3 separate regions of the Homo sapiens genome follow, and all the other regions are linked to region 2. A link is a loop called in an ENCODE intact Hi-C map of the cell type or tissue named here. Cell type or tissue: OCI-LY7. All regions are shown on one strand. Links, peaks and the distances in the headings refer to the core of each region. The heading gives the core; the rest is flanking DNA. Region 1 has its middle 120 kb from the start of MAB21L3. Region 2 overlaps LOC105378920 (a long non-coding RNA gene). Region 3 has its middle 120 kb from the start of ATP1A1.

What was found. Hi-C counts contacts between places; a loop is a spot of excess contacts. Peaks named below come from ENCODE experiments on the same cell type or tissue, not always from the same donor. Only the 100,000 strongest peaks of a DNase experiment are listed, where the experiment ranks them.
Region 1: a loop joins it to region 2, with 2.9 times the contacts of the local background. A loop is called at or near these places in 4 of 110 quality-filtered maps.
Region 3: it touches region 2 in a loop (7-fold over the local background); 2 of 110 quality-filtered maps call a loop at or near these places.

Annotation. Positions count from the first base shown.
Region 1 is chr1:116,229,448-116,235,430 of GRCh38, reverse strand. No RefSeq gene overlaps it. Among named protein-coding and RNA genes, the nearest start is that of MAB21L3, 120 kb to the right of the region's middle. RefSeq lists an enhancer at 4,166-4,703. In OCI-LY7, for the core only: CTCF peaks have their summits at 2,161 and 2,370; DNase peaks (open chromatin) are centred at 2,320 and 4,550; H3K4me3 peaks cover 1,053 bases; H3K27ac peaks cover 1,852 bases.
Region 2 is chr1:116,327,660-116,333,642 of GRCh38, reverse strand. It overlaps LOC105378920 (a long non-coding RNA gene), which reads left to right. Exons shown (of 5, transcript XR_001738197.2): 2 at 1,697-1,795. Among named protein-coding and RNA genes, the nearest start is that of ATP1A1, 43 kb to the left of the region's middle. In OCI-LY7, for the core only: no CTCF peak of the experiment used is centred there; DNase peaks (open chromatin) are centred at 3,152, 3,522 and 3,822; H3K4me3 peaks cover 2,951 bases; H3K27ac peaks cover 5,000 bases.
Region 3 is chr1:116,253,873-116,259,855 of GRCh38, reverse strand. No RefSeq gene overlaps it. Among named protein-coding and RNA genes, the nearest start is that of ATP1A1, 120 kb to the left of the region's middle. In OCI-LY7, for the core only: no CTCF peak of the experiment used is centred there; DNase peaks (open chromatin) are centred at 2,465 and 3,715; H3K4me3 peaks cover 2,744 bases; H3K27ac peaks cover 3,217 bases.

The DNA.
Region 1 (5,983 bases), core at 483-5,482, 98 kb after region 2:
TATTTTGAGATTCATCTATGTTGAAGTGTGCTTCATTACTTTATATTGCCCAGTAGAATTCCATTGTATGTACTTGCCACAATTTGTTTATCCATTCACCTGTTCATGGACATCTGGGTTTTTTTCAGTTTTGTGTTGTCTTTGAGACAAAGTCTCATTCTGTCGCCCAGGCTGGAGTACAGTGGCGCCATCACAGCTCACTGCACCCTCAGATTTCCGGACTCAAGCGATCCTCAGCCTCCCAAGTAGTTGGGACCGCAGGCATGTGCACCACACCTGGCTAATATTTTAGTTTTTGTAGAAATAGGGTCTCCCTGTGTTGCCCAGATTGGTCTCAAACTCCTGGGCTCAAGCAATCCTTCTGCCTTGGCCTCCCAAAGTGCTGGGATTACAGGTGTGAGCCATCACACCCAGCCCTCAGTCTTTTACTATTACAAACAAAGCTGCCATGAACACTCAACTACAAGTCTCTGTGTACACATATGCCTTTTTTCCTCTTAGGTAAATCCATCAAAGTGGAATGGCTGGATTAAATGGCAGGTATATGTTTAACTTTTAAGAAACTGTTGTAGCCGTTGTCCCATTTTACAGACCCTCTCCCCTAGAAGGCTTCCATAGGTTTTAAGAATGAGATTACAATGATCTGGGGCACTTGTCAGGCATTCAGATTTTCAGTCCACTCCCATGAGAAAAATCTGATTCACTAGGTTGTGAAGGGGCTGGGAATCGGAGTGTTTAACAGCAGGTACCCCAGATGATTACTGGAGCTGGTGAGTTGTGAAACATCACCCTAGGGGATACAGTCTTAACTCCCAGGTGATTTTTGGAGCAAGTGAGTTATGAAAAAATACTCTAGGGAATACAGTCTTAACTCCAGAGCTGGGTTTACACGCCATTCAGGATCTTGCTCCTGTCTAGTTTCCCAGCCCAGTGCTCCCTGCTTCAGCGTTATTAAACTGTACCCTGTTCTTTGTATGACCGACTCTCATCCGTCCAGTGCTTACTGAGTGTAGTGGGTCTAGTAGAGACCCCACAAAATATATGTCCATGTCCTAACCCTCAGAACCTGTGAATGTGATCTTCTTTGGAAAAGAGACCTTAGTAGAGGTAATTAAGTTAAGGAGCCTAAAATGAGATTATTCTGGATTTAGGGTGAGCTCTAAATTCAGTACCAGTTGTCCTTTTAAGAGAAAGGAGGACAGAGACACAGAGGAGAAGCCCATGTGAAAACAGAGACGACATGGAGTGATGCTGCCCCAGGCCAGGGAATGCCAGGGGCCTCCAAACACTGGAAGAGGCCAAGAAGGATTCTCCAGAGAGCCTTCAGAGGAGGTGTGGCTCTGCCCACGCTGTGATCGTGGACTGCGGGCCTCCAGAACTGTACATTTCTGTTGTTGTTTTAAGCCACACAACTTTCAGTTATTTTTTACAGCAGTGAGGATTTAAAGATTAAAAGGTGTAGATCCCGCTCCTGAAGAGTGTAAAAGTAGAAAAATGAACCAACAGGGAACAATTACATTAAATTAAGATAATTACTATGACAGGGTATATTTAGTAAGGAGAGTGATGGCAAATGTTGCCCAAGGGAGGTGGCTGTGTCCTGCCCTCTCCTTTCCCCCTCCACTTTACCCCCCTCTGTGGTTCATGTTGCCTATCTCAGTAAGTGGTATCCTCACTGCAAATCACACAAGCCAGAAATCTAGGAGTCACTCTGATATCTCACCCCCGGCCACAGGCCCCATGACTTCTGTCACCAAACCCCTAATAATGACATTTATTTCCTTAATATTTCTAAGAATTCCCTTCTCTCCCCTCCATAGCCACCACCATAGGCCAAGCTCCATCATCTCCCACCAGAGCAGTCCCTCCTAACAGGTCCACTGTGCATCACGCTGTGCATTAAACACGCTCATGGAATCACATGGCTCTCAGGAGAGAGGGTAAACCTCATAAGTGGACTCAAGGCCCTGCTGGTCTAGCCCTGCAGGCTGCTTCTCCTCCCCACTGATTCCCTGTGCTCCACCCACTGCCACTCTGGTCTGCCTTAGTCCTGTGCTTTCCAGCTCTTTTCACAGCTGGCCTATTCTGCAGCTGTTCTCTGCATGAAAGAGCTATAACCCTACTGCACCTAGGTGACTGCTACTGCCTCAGCCATCATCCCTATGGAAGCCCTCCTCCACTTCCTGTCAAAGTCACAGCTTCTTATTTTAATCCCCGAGAGAGTTGTGTGCCTCCCAGTCACAGTTGCAATTTACATTGGCCTGTGTGATTATTGCACTGAAGTAGGCTTTCCCCAGCCCACGAGATCCTTGGGCACAGGACTGTGACCTTTTTACTCACTTTTGTGTCTCTAAGGCACAGCCTGGTGGCTAATACATAGTAACTACTCAGTTCACATCTGTGGAATTAATGAAGAAATTGCCCATTGTTTATAATAGCAAAAAATTGAGGACAATTTACTGAGAACAAATTAAATAAATTATATCTATCTGTGCTATGTAGTACTATTCAGCACTTTCAAAAATAATGAGGTACATCTGTACTTACTGATGTGGAACATTGGCTATGATAGATTTCGAGTAAAAAAACAAAAAATGAAAAGAGCAAGTTGCAGAACAATTCTTAGGGTAAAACAGTGTTTTAAAATTAAAGCAATGATTTAAAAATTTTTTAAAAAATGTTTGACCTGGCATAGATGAAGGTATGGAAGGACAACATCAGTTAATACTTAGTGCTAGGCAGCGGGACTGGGAGAATCAGAGAAGCAATGGACATGAATTTGATAAAGAACTTACACAATTTTGCAGTGTTTGGACTTTTTCTTTTTACAAGCATATATCATTTTGATAATTCAAGACATGCTTTTAAAGATTGCCAAGAAGACAAGAAGTGACTCAAGGAAGGGAGGCACATTCCCTGTCACGCACCACCACCTCCTTTCCTGCCCTCCAACCCCATACATGCTTGACCTTACCCACTTGGCATAGACCTGCACCCCAACCTTCTCACCTGTATCCCTGCCCTCTCGCCTTCACTCCTGCCCTCTCACCTGAGCTGGTGTCCTCTCACCTGTGCTTATATCCTGTGGTTTGCATGTCACCTATCCCAATAAGCAGCACTTATGTTCCCGATAAGTACCACCTTCCTAGATTGTGTGGTTCTTTTGCAAGGTTCAGAAAGGTGAGGCTGTTGGAAAGGCAGTTAACCTCAAGTAAATTCCTGTTAGTGACTTTACCTCCCTAACTGCAATGTTAGCTTTCTGAGAAGGAAAGGAACTAACATATTCAAAAATTAAACTCCTAATACCTAGCAGGCATGCCTACTTATAGCTCATCAAATCCCCACAGGAACCTCGTGAGTAGGTATTCTCATCTCCATTTTACAGACCTGTGGCAACAAGAGCTTGCCACTTGGCCAGTGTCTCACATCAAGGACTCAAACAGAGCTCTGACCGGCTCTCCATGCCAAACTTTCTGTGCCACAGCATTGGGATGGTGGGGGGGCATGATTGCACCATACTGCCCATGGATTTCCTAGCTCATTTCCTCCAAGATAATAAATGCTGTATAAATGTTTGTATTATGAGGAAAGTAGTTTATCCTTCACCCAGCATGTCCATTAAATAGTCTTTGTATTCATTTTCTATTGAAGCTTGATCTCCCCAAAGCTTAAAATAGGATTGAAAATGTGCAGTGTTTGACCTATTTTCAGCCATTAGCGTAATTTATCAAATTAGAGAACTGAGAAGCAACGACCCTGAAGAGGAGCCAGTGCAAGCAGTCTTGGGGTGGGGGAGGCCAGGAGTCCCAGGGACACAGGGTCTCAGGACCAGTAGAGGAAGAGAAAGGAGGAGCGCTGACAATGGCTCAGAAGTCGAGGTGGGAAAGAGCAAAGACAAGCCCCACCTCTTTCACAGCAGAGTTGGAAAGAGTTGCAGACTTCATGGAGGCCACCTGGACTCGGACCCCCGCTCTGCTGCTCACTGACTGCGAAGCTGGGTCAGACTCCTTTATCACTTGAGCCTCAGTTTCCTCCTCTGAAAACTGTGAGCTGCGACTCACCTCACCAGGGTGACAACATTAATTTTAATGAGGTAATGTATGCGAATCCTGCCTATATAGAACGAAAACAGTAAGACATTTACAATGTTCCATATGGCCGCTCTACTGACATGACTTTGTCTTCTTTACTTTGGATTCAAAATTCTCAGTCTGAAAGATGGGATGTTACAAAATTGCATTAAATGCTTCAGAGGCAGAGATCATCTTTACATTCCCCCATCTCCTAGGATCCAGAATGGTGTCTTGCACATAACAGGTGCTCAGAGAGTATCTGCCAAAAGAATGATGAATGAAAGAATTTAGCTCACAACTACTACTTAAGCAGTGGCCCTTTAGCAGTAATGATTTTTACTGTCTTGCTCCCTGGCCCTCCTCCCAGGGTGTCTTCATGTGCTAATTCATCCAACAGCAGCCATTTGGGGATGATTAGAATAGGTGGGAGGAGCTATTAGGAATGGGGCACGTGTGGCCAGAGAGTCCAGGTGAACAACAGGAAGAAGAGGCCCCTGATCAGCTGTTTGCTGAGCATCAAAGACCTGGGGTGGAGCAAAAGGAGTCAAGTGAAAGAGTGAGACTAGGGAAGAATGCAATGATCTGATGATAAGTGAGAAGCAGCCTTCAAACTATTAAAAAAAAAAAGCAAAAGTAACAAATGAAAATAACAATGGATCTTAATTAAATGATTATTTTAAACACATAATGCATATACACACCCAAGTTGTACTTACAGGCACTCCAGTTGGTGTGATATATCTAAGGAAAATAGATTCTGCTTGATATTTGGTGGGCTTAAAATAAAATGTTTCGTGTGTGTGTGTGTGTGCGTGTGTGTGCACGCACATGTGTCCTTTCTCCATGTCCCAGTAAACACTGTACTATGCTTCCCTCCATAGGTGCTGATACATAACACTGTTCATTTTCAGCTGCAGCTCTTGATTGCTTTTGGCAGCAAAAACACTGCTCCAGGTCCACATGAGAGAGTGACTTGGTAGAAGATTAAGATGGATTCTTGAATGGTGGTCCCCAAAAGATGTATGCATATCTATGTCTCAATCCCTAGAATTTGTAAATGTTACCTGGTTTGGAAAAAGGATCTTTGCAGTCGTAATTAAACTAAGACTCTTGGGATGAAATCATCCTGGATATTCAGTGGGCCCTACATCCAATGGCCAGTGTCCTTATAATATCAGGGCAGAGGGATGTTTGAGACAGACGGAAGAGGAGAAGGCCATGTAAAGACAGAGGCAGAAATGGGATTGATGTGTCTACAACCAAGGAATGCCAAGGATTGCCCCAGTCACTAGAAGCTAGGAGAGAGGCATGGAATAGATTCTTCCCAAGAGCCTCAGAAGGGAGTGTGGCCCTGCTAACACTATGATTTCAGACTTCTGGACTGCAGAACTGCAAGAGTTCTATTGTTTTTGTTTTGTTTGTGATGGAGTTTCACTCTTGTTGCCCAGGCTGGAGTGCAATGGCAAAATTTTGGCTCACTGCAGCCTCCACCTCCCGAGTTCAAGCAATTCTCCTGCCTCAGCCTCCCGAGTAGCTGGGATTGCAGGCATGCACCACCACACCTGGCTAATTTTGTATTTTTAGTAGAGACAGGGTTTCTCCATGTTGGTCCGGCTGGTCTCAAACTCCCGACCTCAGGTAATCCACCCGCCTCGGCTTCCCAAAGTGCTGGGATTACAGGTGTGAGCCACCATGCCTGGCAAGTTCCACTGTCTTTTTTTCTTTTTCTTTTTCTTTTTTTTTTTTTTTGACAGAGTTTCACTCTTGTTGCCCAGGCTGGAATGCAGTGGTGCAATCTTGGCTCACTGCAACCTCCACCTTCCAGTTTCAAGCTATTCTCCTGCCTCAGCCTCCCAAGTAGCTGAGATTACAGGTACCTGCCACCACACCTGGCTAATTTTTGTATTTTT
Region 2 (5,983 bases), core at 463-5,462:
CCTGTGGCACCAGAATTTTCCATATGCTTTCTGTACAGAGATGAGAATGGAAATGGTATCTGATGCCCCTGGGAAGGACTGTGTTGACTTATTTGTGCAATCATCTGAGGCATTTTATGAGGGCTAGGTTGTCAGAGAATCATGTCATGCAGGTAGAAGTAACGCAAGGTATGTCTGACAGAGAGCAGAGATGTCTCTGCCAGCCTTCACCCTATTCCCTAAGAGATTCTTCTGATGGCTTGATGCACATAGGAAAAACTTTATACAAATGAAGGCACACAGAAACTTCTCAACCGAACAAAATGATGCAAAACATTGAACAGATAGAACCACATCCTGGGGGATTATGGGTGCCCAGCCATTGATTTACATGAATATTTATTCCAGCAAGAAGGGAGAGAGCAGAAGCCAGGAAGGATTCAGTTGTATGGATCCTGTACTAAACACTTTTTCACAAATACCATAATTATCTTTCCTTTTATTCTTCCTTCACTAGATGACTTCAGGCTACTTCTTTGCTATTGCCACCTAAATGTAGGAAGAAGAGTTAAACTTATTGAGAAACTGCTATATACTTCATATGCTAATCTACAATAACCCAATGGGATAAAAAAATTTTTTAAAAACACATGAAGGAAACTCAGAGAGAATAGGTGTATGTGTCAGGGTTGGGGATTTTAAGCCCAGTTCTGATACCAAAACCTTGCTCTTATCAAACCCAGTTCTGATACCAAAACCTTGCTTTTATCAAACCCAGTTCTGATACCTAAACCTTGAGATAAGGTGATTCTCAACCCTATCTGCCTATGCACATCACCAAAGGAAGCTTGGAAAACACCAGTGCTCTGGACCCACCCCAGGCCAAATAAATAAAAAACTCTGGCTATGTAGGTTGGCACTGTACTGTAAAAATACCTCTCTGAATGATTCTAATGGATCCAGGCTTGAGAATCACGAGGCTCACTATACTTCCTCCTTCCCATTACCGGCAGGAGAAGCCCTGTGTTCCAGCCATCTGCACACTCTTTGGCTTTTCAGAAACATCCCAATCCTTCCAGCTTGTCCACAGAGCCCCAACAAATGAAAGACACATTTGAAGGTCTAAAGGTCATTCTCTTTATAACAAATGTGTGCAAGACATAACTGATGCAGGCATTCTTGTTAGCGGCATATAAATGAGTCTGATGAACACAATTTGAATTGCGCTGGAAGCAAAACAGCAGCTCTGAGAGATGTTTACTAATTGTTCTGCATTTGTTACATGATGTAGTAGGAAAAGCACTGCATTTGGAGCCATAAACACAAGATTCTTGTTTCTGTCTGCCTGCTAGCTAGCTTTAGTGTATGAAGAAAATTTCTTTACCCACCTGGACCTCAATTCGCTTACTTGTAGAATGTGGGTGTAGGATTTGAGGATATCTGAAATTACTTCCACCATCTGCCATGTGGATCAGGACATCACTGCTGTCTCAAAACCTTACAATATTCATCTAGAAGAAGGCTGTGTCATCTAGTCAGTGAGAGTTTACCTTAAATTTTTAAATCTTTTTATGTAAGCAAAAGTTATGAAATCACAAAAAGCTGTTTTCCCAAATAAAAATTAGGCCAAGATCTCTCTGTCTCTCTTAATACCCTTTAAAGAACAGTCTGAGGTAATTTAGAGAGTCTAATACTTATGCTTAAATGTTCATTACAGGTTTCTTCAGTGACATGTGCGACCTTGACTTTTAATTATTCAAGAGTGGCAAGTATGGAACCTAAAGTGGATTGTTGACACAAGATGCCTGGAAATAAGGTAACCCTTCTCTCTTTTTCTCAAAGTAGTTTTTGATGGAAGTATTAAAGATGCATTCGTTCTAGAGAAGATTAATTTAGCCCAGTGGTAATTCTGAAATTTAGGCATTATTCATATTTGCTGACAATGAATATTAGAGGAAGTCCAAGGACATAGCCCAGTGAGGCTTTTACTAGCTTAGGGCTTGTACAATGCAGATGCCCAGAGACCCAATGGTAGGCCTGTCCTGGAATGGGAACTGCCAATTTCCTAAAGGGCTGATTTGCAGCCTTCTACCAACGCCTTTCTAAGGCACCACGGAGCAGTAGATGTGCTCTGACAAATCGGCTGAAGCGTGCAAGGCTCTGCTGAGAAGTCGGCCACTTAATTGTAGGTGCAAATGGGAGCTGGGAGTAGACACTTAGTGATATTGATTAATTCTGTGTTTCCAAACTGAGCTCAAAGGTGTCCAGGGTCTTGCAAGATGTCCCAGAGGAGGACTCAGAAGGAGCAGGAGATGCTGAGCAGGGAAGGTCACTAGAACCGCCTTCTGATGCAGCCTGAGAGGCTGTAATTTTCTGCATTGCACCTCTCTAGGTTTTCTTGGGGAAAATGTCCTTTGGCAAACAAATAAAACCTTGACTTGAACTTCATTGGAAATTGCTCTTTCTTAAAAGCTATTCTCCAGAATTCTATCCTTAGGTCTTCTCTCACACTACATCAGCAAGCACTTTTCCTTCTAACACCCTATGACCTGTTGGTGATGTTTCCTTGTATTGCTTCTACTAAACAACTCTTCCAACCCCATGGAAGTGCATTCTCACCTGACTCAGCCAAGAAATATTTAACCAGCATCTACTCCTGAGGAGAGCAACACCTTTTTCACTTCCATAAGCAGGACCTACAGGACCTCATAAAAGGAATCCTCCCCTCTGTGAAGATTTATATTTTTTAAATAGCACAAGTTAAAGAAGAGTTTCTTACCATTTGCCTGGGCCCTGAAGTTCAGCCTTTGATTGGCAGATGGGTGATCATGCTCACCCAAGTCACTTCAGGGGCCAGCAATGAGCTTGGAGGGGCAGGATTCAGCTTGAACTCCTATCCCACTCCCTCCCACCCTCTCCAGAGCTCACAGGCCAGTTAGGCTTTTCTCTCCCTTCTTTTTTAATGGGACACTACCTTGGGAGATGGCCTGTATAGGTCCAGAGTGAAAGGCTTCACATTCCAAGGAGTAATCACAAACTGGAACAAATCCCTCTAGAAAGTTCACAGGTGCAGACTGTGAGAATAGTATGTTCCAGTCTGAGGTACTTACGAGCCTGAATACCACGGCTCCCAGCTGGCACAGGTGTTTACCGAGAGCTGGACAACCCATTTTTGTCTTGAGGCAGGCTTTTTGCCCCATTAACAGTTCTGTTTCAACAGTCTGGTGGTTTTAGATTCACTTCTCCCCTCCCCACACCGCTTAGCCATAATAAAGATAGGCTATGGAGATCAGATTTCTCTTTGTACACTGTGTTTTCATTCCTTCTGATTAAACATTTCCTGTGTTTTCCTAGCCTGTGACAATCCTGTCAAAGCCTCGGTCCGGTTCTCAAGCCTCCAGCCCTTAGCCCCAATTCTTGTGAAATCAGGATAGGGGCTACGTTCTCTCAAGGCTTAGGGCCCAGGTTTTCTTCCTAAGAAAACATCTTTGAAGATAACAACGGATTGTTAATTACTTGGAGATCCCCAGGCCCAGATGCAGGTGTGCCTCATCTTTTGCATGATATACTCCCTGAAATGAGAAAGTATTTTCATGCATGAGTGCATAAATTCATTCTTTAAGGGGAGGAAAAAAACTACTTTTGAAATTGCTCCCTAATTAATCTGTAGGTTTGGATTTTTATAAACATTGAGTTTCCTTCTGGTCTAATCGTGACGCCCCCAACTCACCACCCCTGAAGGCAGAGCATTTCCTTCTCCCTGTGAATGCCCCCATTGCTCCTCTCTTGTCCTGTCCCACAGAGAATGAGCCCAGACTCCCTTCTACTTTTCTGCCATTGTTTGTCTTACTCTACCCCGGGCTCACACAGCCTGCTTCTGAATGGTGCCCTTGTGGGTGAGATGCTTCTGAAGCCTGTGGCAGGAACAGCGAGTGCCCTGGGGCTGCCTGGTGTGGGATCCTGCTTGTTTGTGGTGGTTTGGCCAAACACAGATGATAGCCTTGGCAGTATGAACAGGATCCATGTCAGTGCCATGTCAGTGTCTTGTTTATCCTAAGGAAGAGGAAAGTGGACAGCATTTAGTTTTTGATGACTTGTGGCGGATGATGTCTTTCTTCCTGTGGATTATTTCTGAGCTATGATAAATCTTGGGATCTCACTCATGCAAAAATTAATGAAGAGACTCTCTCTACAAGATGAGCAATCGGGGTAATTGCTTTGGGACTCCCTCATCTAGGAACTGTGGCAACTGAGGAATTTGGAGGGGCAGTGCTGGGGATCACACTCACCCCCAATTATTACCGGCAAGCATATTCCTGTCTATGGCCTATTAGTGATGTTTCCTTGCATTGCTTCTACCACCTAAGTGTTGTGTTGGATTTTGTGAGTACCACTGACCAAGGCTGACCTTGATGTCCATTTAAACCAGAATTCACTGTGTGTAGATATTATCAGACTGGTAAACAGGGGGACCTGCCCTCTGTCATGAACCTTGACTTCAACTCCATTGGAAATTGCTCTTAAACGTTGTCCTCCAGAGTTCTGTCCTTAAGGCGTCTCTCGTACTACATCCTCCATGGGCGATTTCATCTATTCCTGTGGATGTAACTTCCACCTATATGCTGAGGTCTTCTAGACTCAGGCTTCAAGATTTCTCTAAGACATATAGATTCACATGTCTCACTACCCCTTGTTAGCTCTATGTGGGTGTCTTCTAGGTGCCTTGAATTAGACATCGAGAATTTAACTCATTACCTTCTTCCCCAACTAGGTTTTTCTTCTGTGGCACTTCTTCTGGTGGGTTGCATCATCATCATCATCACATACATGTAAACTCAAGACAGAAACTTAGGCATCAGCCTAGAGCCCTTCCTCTTCCTTTGTCCCCATTTCATGTTACTGACCTGTTTAAAAAACGTCAACCATTCCTATCTCCTTCAGAATTGAATTGAAACTTTTTAGCATGGCACAAAGGGCCCTTGTCATCAAGACCCTGAGTATGTTCATATGATCCATGCACTTGCTTCAGCCAAGGGTAGCTTTGGCAGCTTTCTGAGTTAGCTATTTTTTTTTGTACACACAGCCTCTGCATACGGTTTTGTTTTGTTTTTTTAAATTCTGGGAACACCCTTCGCTTTCTTCTCTTTTACTAATTTCCATTGCTTCAAGACTGCTCTCGTGTCCTCTTTAATGCTTTCTCTGACATATCCCCTTCTCTCTCTAACGATGTCCCATCATGGGAATTAATAGTTATTGCATTTCTGCTGGGGACTTAGTATTTTGAATATATTTACATATCTTATCTTTTTCTCATCTGCTCATTAATCCTGTAAAAAAGGTATCATTATCCTGGTTTAATAATAAGGAAACTGGGCTCATAGAGGTAAAGAAACCAGGGAGCTTATTAAAAATGCAAATTTTCAGGCCTTCTCCCAGGCCTCTGAATGAGAATCTCTGTGGGTTCCTCCAGCAATCTGAATGGTTTCTCCAGGTGATTCTGAGGCACACTGAAGTTTGGGGGGCATTGTATCACACAGCTTGAAGAAACTGCATGGAGCATGAAGAGAGCAATTTTGGAATGGTGGTCCTCAGGAAAGGACTTTTCTCTCAAGTGCTTGAAAACCAACTTAATGTCACTTAGAGATAGTCAAGATATGATTTTAAGATGGAATTTAGTTGAAGAATGAACTGGTATATATGGGTTATATAGGCACAGGCAAATTATAACCAAATACACCACTGAACTTTAGGAAAATCCTCTTTGAGACCATGACTATAGACAAGGTATGATCTTGTTTGGCAAACAATTACATCTCCTTAAAGTGTCCTCTGGGAAAAGAGTGAATTGGGGGCAGATTGTCCCAAGTATATATCATCTTTTTTATTTTAAAGCCATTCATCTTTTCTCCTGGGTTAGCAAATATTTCACTTTCCAACTTAGGACTATGTGGGGTGTGACTAGGGTTTAGGGTGATTGTCAGGAATTCTTATTTTTTATTAGGGG
Region 3 (5,983 bases), core at 583-5,582, 74 kb after region 2:
TTGATGATCTCAGTGACCATCTATTGTAATCTCTGCTAGCTGTGTGGGTCTGCAGCAGTGAAGTTATAATTTACTGTTGCCATGGTTACTGGCTCTGAGCAGGAACATAGAGAAGCCCTCCCACCTTTACAGCTCCTCATACTTTTTGGTAGACAAAAAGTCTACCAGCTTTTTGTAAGCATCTGTGATAAGTGTTATGCACAAAACACAAATATCAGCAACTATTCTCAAAATATTAATTTCTGACCGAACAAGGTTGCTCATCATGTCTATGACCAAGCACAAAAAATTTTGGTTAAATAATAAAGACTCATGTTTGTGATCACCCCACAGAGTCAGAGTTGGGTGTTAGGGCTCTGGAGTCCACATTCTGAATTTGCATCCTGGCTCTGCTACTCTCTGGCTCTGCGATGTTGGACTAAATCGCTTCACTTCTCTGAGTCTGTTTCCTCATCTATACAGTGAGTGCAATGAATAAGATTTACCTCATTGGGTTGTTGTGAGGATTGAATGCATTATGTATGTAAAGAGTTTGGAACAGTACCTGCCACACAAGCCGGGCTCAATAAGTATTAGCTATTATTACCTGGACTTGAATGTGCTTCCAATTGCAATCCCTACATTGGCTTTCCCAGCCTGATGACCTTTTACCCACATACCCACATTAGGAAATCTTGTTTGTAATTGCACTTCACTTTTTTCCTGCTAATAAATAATATTTTCCGTCTAAATCTACTGTTTACCTTCTGTCCCCCAGAATTTAGGCCCTTCAACACTTCCCCCTTTTCAGCCAATTCAGTGCTTGCTTCTTTTTATGAACTCCCAAGTCTCGGTGATTCCACCTTCCTGTGCCCTCAAGGCTCCAGTTTGAGCCTTTCTCACTGCGTATGTCTTCTCAATATGACCAAGAGTTTCCAGAGACCACAAAGAAGCTTCAAGTACATGTATGCCCCCAGAGCCTAGTACACACCGTCATGACCACTGAAGCCCTGTACCAGGAAGTAGCTGGCTAATGCCATAACTCATTCCATTCTTACCCAACCCCTGAACCATAGTTTCCTAATGTTAACTGGGGATGATGCTACCTACTTAACTGGATTGCTATAAAAATTGGAGGTGATGATATGGGCAAAGCCAGGTTAATGCTCAATAGCATTTACTATAGTATTATTATTTTCTACACCTGTAGAGGAAATAAAACAAATGAAAGTGCCTGCACTGGTTGAAGACTCCTTCAACTGTCACTTCCATTGTGCTCTACAATTCTCTTTCTCTCTTATTGTGGTAAAATACACATATCCTTAAATTTACCATTTTAACCATAGTTCACTTATGTTAAGCACATTGACATCATGGTGCGCACCATCTCTACAACTCTTTTCATTTTGCAAAACTAAAACTCTGTACCCGTTAAACAGCAACTCCTCCTCCCTCCTCCCCCTAACCCCCAACAACCACCATTCTACTTTCTGTCTCTGTGACTTTGAGCACTGTAGTTACTTTGAATGAGTGCGTACAGTCCTGTATGAGTACGGTACTTGTTCTTTCATGCCTATTTTATTTCACTTAGTGTAATGTCCTCAAAGTTCCTCCATGTTGTAGCATATGTCAAAATTTCCTCCCTTTTTAAGGCTGAACTATACTCCACATTGTTTTCATCCATTCATCCATTAACGGGCCCTTGGGTTGCTTCCATGTTGTAGCTATTGTGAATAGCGCTGCTATGAACATGGACATACAAATATCTCCTTGAGTTTCTGCTTTTACTTCTTTTGTGTAAATACCCAGAAGTGGAATTGCTGGATCATATGGTAGCTTTATTTTTAATTTTTTGAGGAACTTCCACAAAGGTTGCACCATCATACGTTCCCATCAACAGTGCACAAGGTTTCCAATTTCTCCACATCCTCACTGACACTTGTTATTTTCTAGGTTTTTCTTTTCTTTCTTTCTTTTTTATTTTTTAATAAGCACTATCCTAGTGGGTTGAAGTGGTCCATAATTGTCTTTTAACCCTTAGGGGGCTTCTCTGACCAAGGACAAGCTTCAGGGGCAGATTTCTCGATCACAGCCCCAGGGAGTGAGTGGATTTTGACAGAGGGAACACAGGCCCCAGAACCACACTCCCTGACTCATTTACTCATCAGAATTACCCTAAATTCTAGCATCTTAGTTTCACAAGTGAGAAAACAGACTCAGTGTGGTTAAATGGTCTTTCCACGACACACAGCTGGTATTCGAACTGGGCCCCACACCACATAGGTGTGGAAGAACTGCGGTGTATGTCAGCATTCACACTGTACAACCTGAGTTCAAGGTAAGGACATTTTCTCTCTGATTCTCCCTGAGCAATACAACCCTGGGCAGAAGCTTCCACCACCCCTAGCCCACAGCTGTTCAGGCACCTGAAGGACTGGGTGAATAGGCAACAAAGCTGACTGCATTTATTATTTAAGCAAGCATCCCAGTGCACCTGTTGTGGTATTATGTTCTATTTATGATTACAATAAAATGTGTAGTCCCAGCATTAGAAGGTTTATGAGAGTTTCCTCAACTCTAAAACTCAGAGGGAGGGAGGGGCAGGTGCCAGCCAGCTGGGGTCCCTTCAAATGTGACTTGGTTGCAGTGACGGGCATAAAATTGATGCATTGGGCTTGGTTTTGCCTGATTTTTGTCCAAACAGCAGCAGTTAGGGAACTCTCCCTCTGGCACAGCTGGGTGGGGTCACTGAGATATGAATGCTTGGTACAGAGTGGTGAACCAGGAGATAAGGCAGGGAAAGGCTCCCCAGGATCCCAGCCGGAGAGGACTGGTCCCATCCAACCCAGCCTAGCAGTCGGCTGGCCTGTTCTACTTGGAAGTCTTTGTCCCAGACACAGGTATCTTAACTGCACCCTAAGGGATTACTGGTCATTCAACCTGCAGCCCTGGTAGAAGCCTTGGGAACCTTTTAAAAGTGAACACATAATTACTTCATTATGTCTCTCAGCCACAGGTTAGCTAGACTCCACTGTCTTCATGCCTGTTCTATTTATTTCAGAAATGACCATCACTGTTGTGACGTAGGTGTGGAGGGGCTAGAGGCCAGCCCAGTGGGAACTGTACCCTCAAGGAAGGCTAGGACAGGGACCAAGGGGTTCTGGCAAGCCCAGCTTTCAACAGCAACATGGAGCAGATGACAGTGGAGGAAGGGCCTGAGGCTTTACCTGAAAGGAAGCCCAGGAAAGGTCTAAGTGATAAAGGAATCTTTATGGATGGGGTCCATAGTTGCTGTGGCTTTGACACAAATTGTGCAAATATCACAATCCATGAGCTTGAAAACCAAATGGGGAAAATGAAAAGGTATGTGGACAGCTGGGGATGCAGAGGGATCTGTCACGGGCCTCTAATCAAAAGGAATGCCAGGGCAGAATGTGTGGTCAGTTATCAAAACATTACAGTATACTTTGGGAGGCTGAGACGAGAGGATCACTTGAGCTCAGGGGTTCCAGACCAGCCTGGGTTACACAGTAAGACCTTGTCTATACTAAAAATTAAAATTAAAAAAATTAGCTGGGCATGGTGGCACACACCTGTTTTCACAGCTACTTGGGAGGCTGAGGCAGGAGAATCGCTTTGGAAAAGGGAAGCTAGGTGAATTGAAAGAAAGAACAAGGCACCTGCATTTTGCTGTCAAGACACTCTCCCCCAGGCTCAGGTTTCTTCATGCTCAGCTCCTATTTTAGGCTTGGTGACTCAATAGCATCTTAGTCCTGGGAAGGACTTAGGGGCCAACTGGTCCAGCTGCACCATTTCACGATGGCTCACAAAAGGAAGGTAACTTGCCTAGTGTTACATAGATAGCTAGTGACAAAGTTCAGACTAAAACCTTGATTTCTTCACTCTCATTGCAGTGTTATTTCCATCACTTCATATGGTTTCAAAATTGCGCATTTCCCAGATCCCTCCTGTAAGACTTTGTCCCAGGACCCAGCACTGTAGACCCTTTGGACAGAAGCCAGCACCTCAAGGAGAGGCAGGAGAGGAGCACCTGGGGAGGCTGGGGGATGGGTCTGCCCTGCAAGTTAATTTTATTCACTTCAATGGGACCGAATGGAATCAGAGCATTAACGTGGTGAGTGTGTCTCAGAGCTGTCTAAACCAGTCCTGAATACTAACCAGGGAGCTTAGATGGAGCTAAAAATAACTGGCTAATCACCACCAGGAAGAATTAACAAGGATTCTGAAGAAAGGAAAATGTCTTAATATTCCATCTCTCTAGCAGCTGGGCTCCAGCTGGGACTGAAGTCTCCTCCTGGCTTCCACAGGGCAGGTAATTAGGCAGTGCAGAAGCTCCCGCACTTAGAGGAGCTGAAGTGTGGCTGGGGGGTGGGGGGCGGCCCAGCCTTCAGGAGGGTAAACGGAACAGGGTTATTTGGGGTGATGTGAGTTGGAAAACTGTGAACACAAAAGCAATGTGCTGTGGCAGGAGGCAGGTTTTGAAGAATAAAGTAGTTGTTGCAGTTTACAGCCCTTCTCCAAGAAAGCAAAATCCTTAATTAAAGGAAAATATCATTGTATTTTGCTCTGCAAAATCCTGAGAGTCTTCCCTTCCCTAGTGCATAAAGACCTGGGTCTGAAGGCACCACTGAGGTTCACGCACTGGGGACCATGTTGAAATGGGGTCCCCCTAGCAATTTCCCTCTTTGGACAAGGATCAAGGCAGACCCACAATAGACTGAGCACTGTGATAGAGCAGAGCATGTGAAACCACGAAAGGCACAGCTAGAATGATTCATTCACATAACTTGAAAGAGTAGGATTAGGAACAATGATTACATGTTGTAAAAGGTCAGTTGAAAAGAAATAAAGAAATATTATTTTGTAAAGGGCAGGGTAATGTTCAAAGTTTACTTCCTCTATAAAGTTGTAAACTATAAAGTATATGGGACAGGTTTCAATCAATTTAGAAGTTTATTTTGTCAAGGTTAAGGATTATGACCTGTGGCACAGCCCCAAGAGCTCCTGAGAGCATGTGCCCAAGGTGGTTGGGTTACAGCTTGATTGTGTATGTTTTAGGGAGACACAAGACATCAATCAATACATGTGAGGTAAGCATTTGTTGGGTCCAGAAAGGCAGGACGTCTCTAAGCAGTGGATGCGGGGGCTTTCCAGGCCATAGGTGGATTCAAAGATTTTCTGATTGGCAATTGGTTGTAAGAGTTACTACCTAAAGGCCTGTAATCAATAGAAAAAAGTTGTGGAGACTGAGGTTCTTAGTACATAGAGGAAGTTTCATAGGTGGCCACTCTTACAGGCAATAGATGGCCATGTTTCCTATTCAGACCTTTAAAAGGTGCTAGACTCTCAGCTAATCTCTTCAAGATCAGAAAAAGACCTGGAAAGGGAAGGGGATTCTCTACAGAATGTGAATTTCTTCCACAAAAGACAGCTTTGCAGGACCATTTCAAAGTAATGTCAAAGAAATATATTTTGGGATACAATATTTTGATTTCTTTCAAGTCCTGCTATCTGCCATGTGATGCTACACTAGAGTCAGGTTGGAATTTGGTATCTTATTGCTACAAAGAGTCTGTGTTGTCAGTCTTAAGATCTCTCTTTTAATGTTACTGCTGGTCAGTTGTGCTTGAACTCCAAAGGGAGGAGAGTTCAATGAGGCATGTCTGACACTCCCTTCCCATCATGGTCTAAACTAGTTTCTCAGGTTTCTTTGGAATCCCCTTAGCCAAGATGGGGGTCCATTCAGTTGGTTGGGGGCTTAGAATTTTATTTTTGGCTTACAAGGTATAAATGGATTTAAATAAATAAGTATACTTTGGTGAAAGCAGCAGTCACCAACCTTTTTGACACCAGGGACCCGTTTTGTGGAAGATAATTTTTCCATGGATGGGGCAAGGGTGATGATTTTAATGTTCCAACTCAGAGCATCAGGCATTAGATTCTATAAGGAGCGTACAACCTAGATCCCTCACATGCAGAGTTC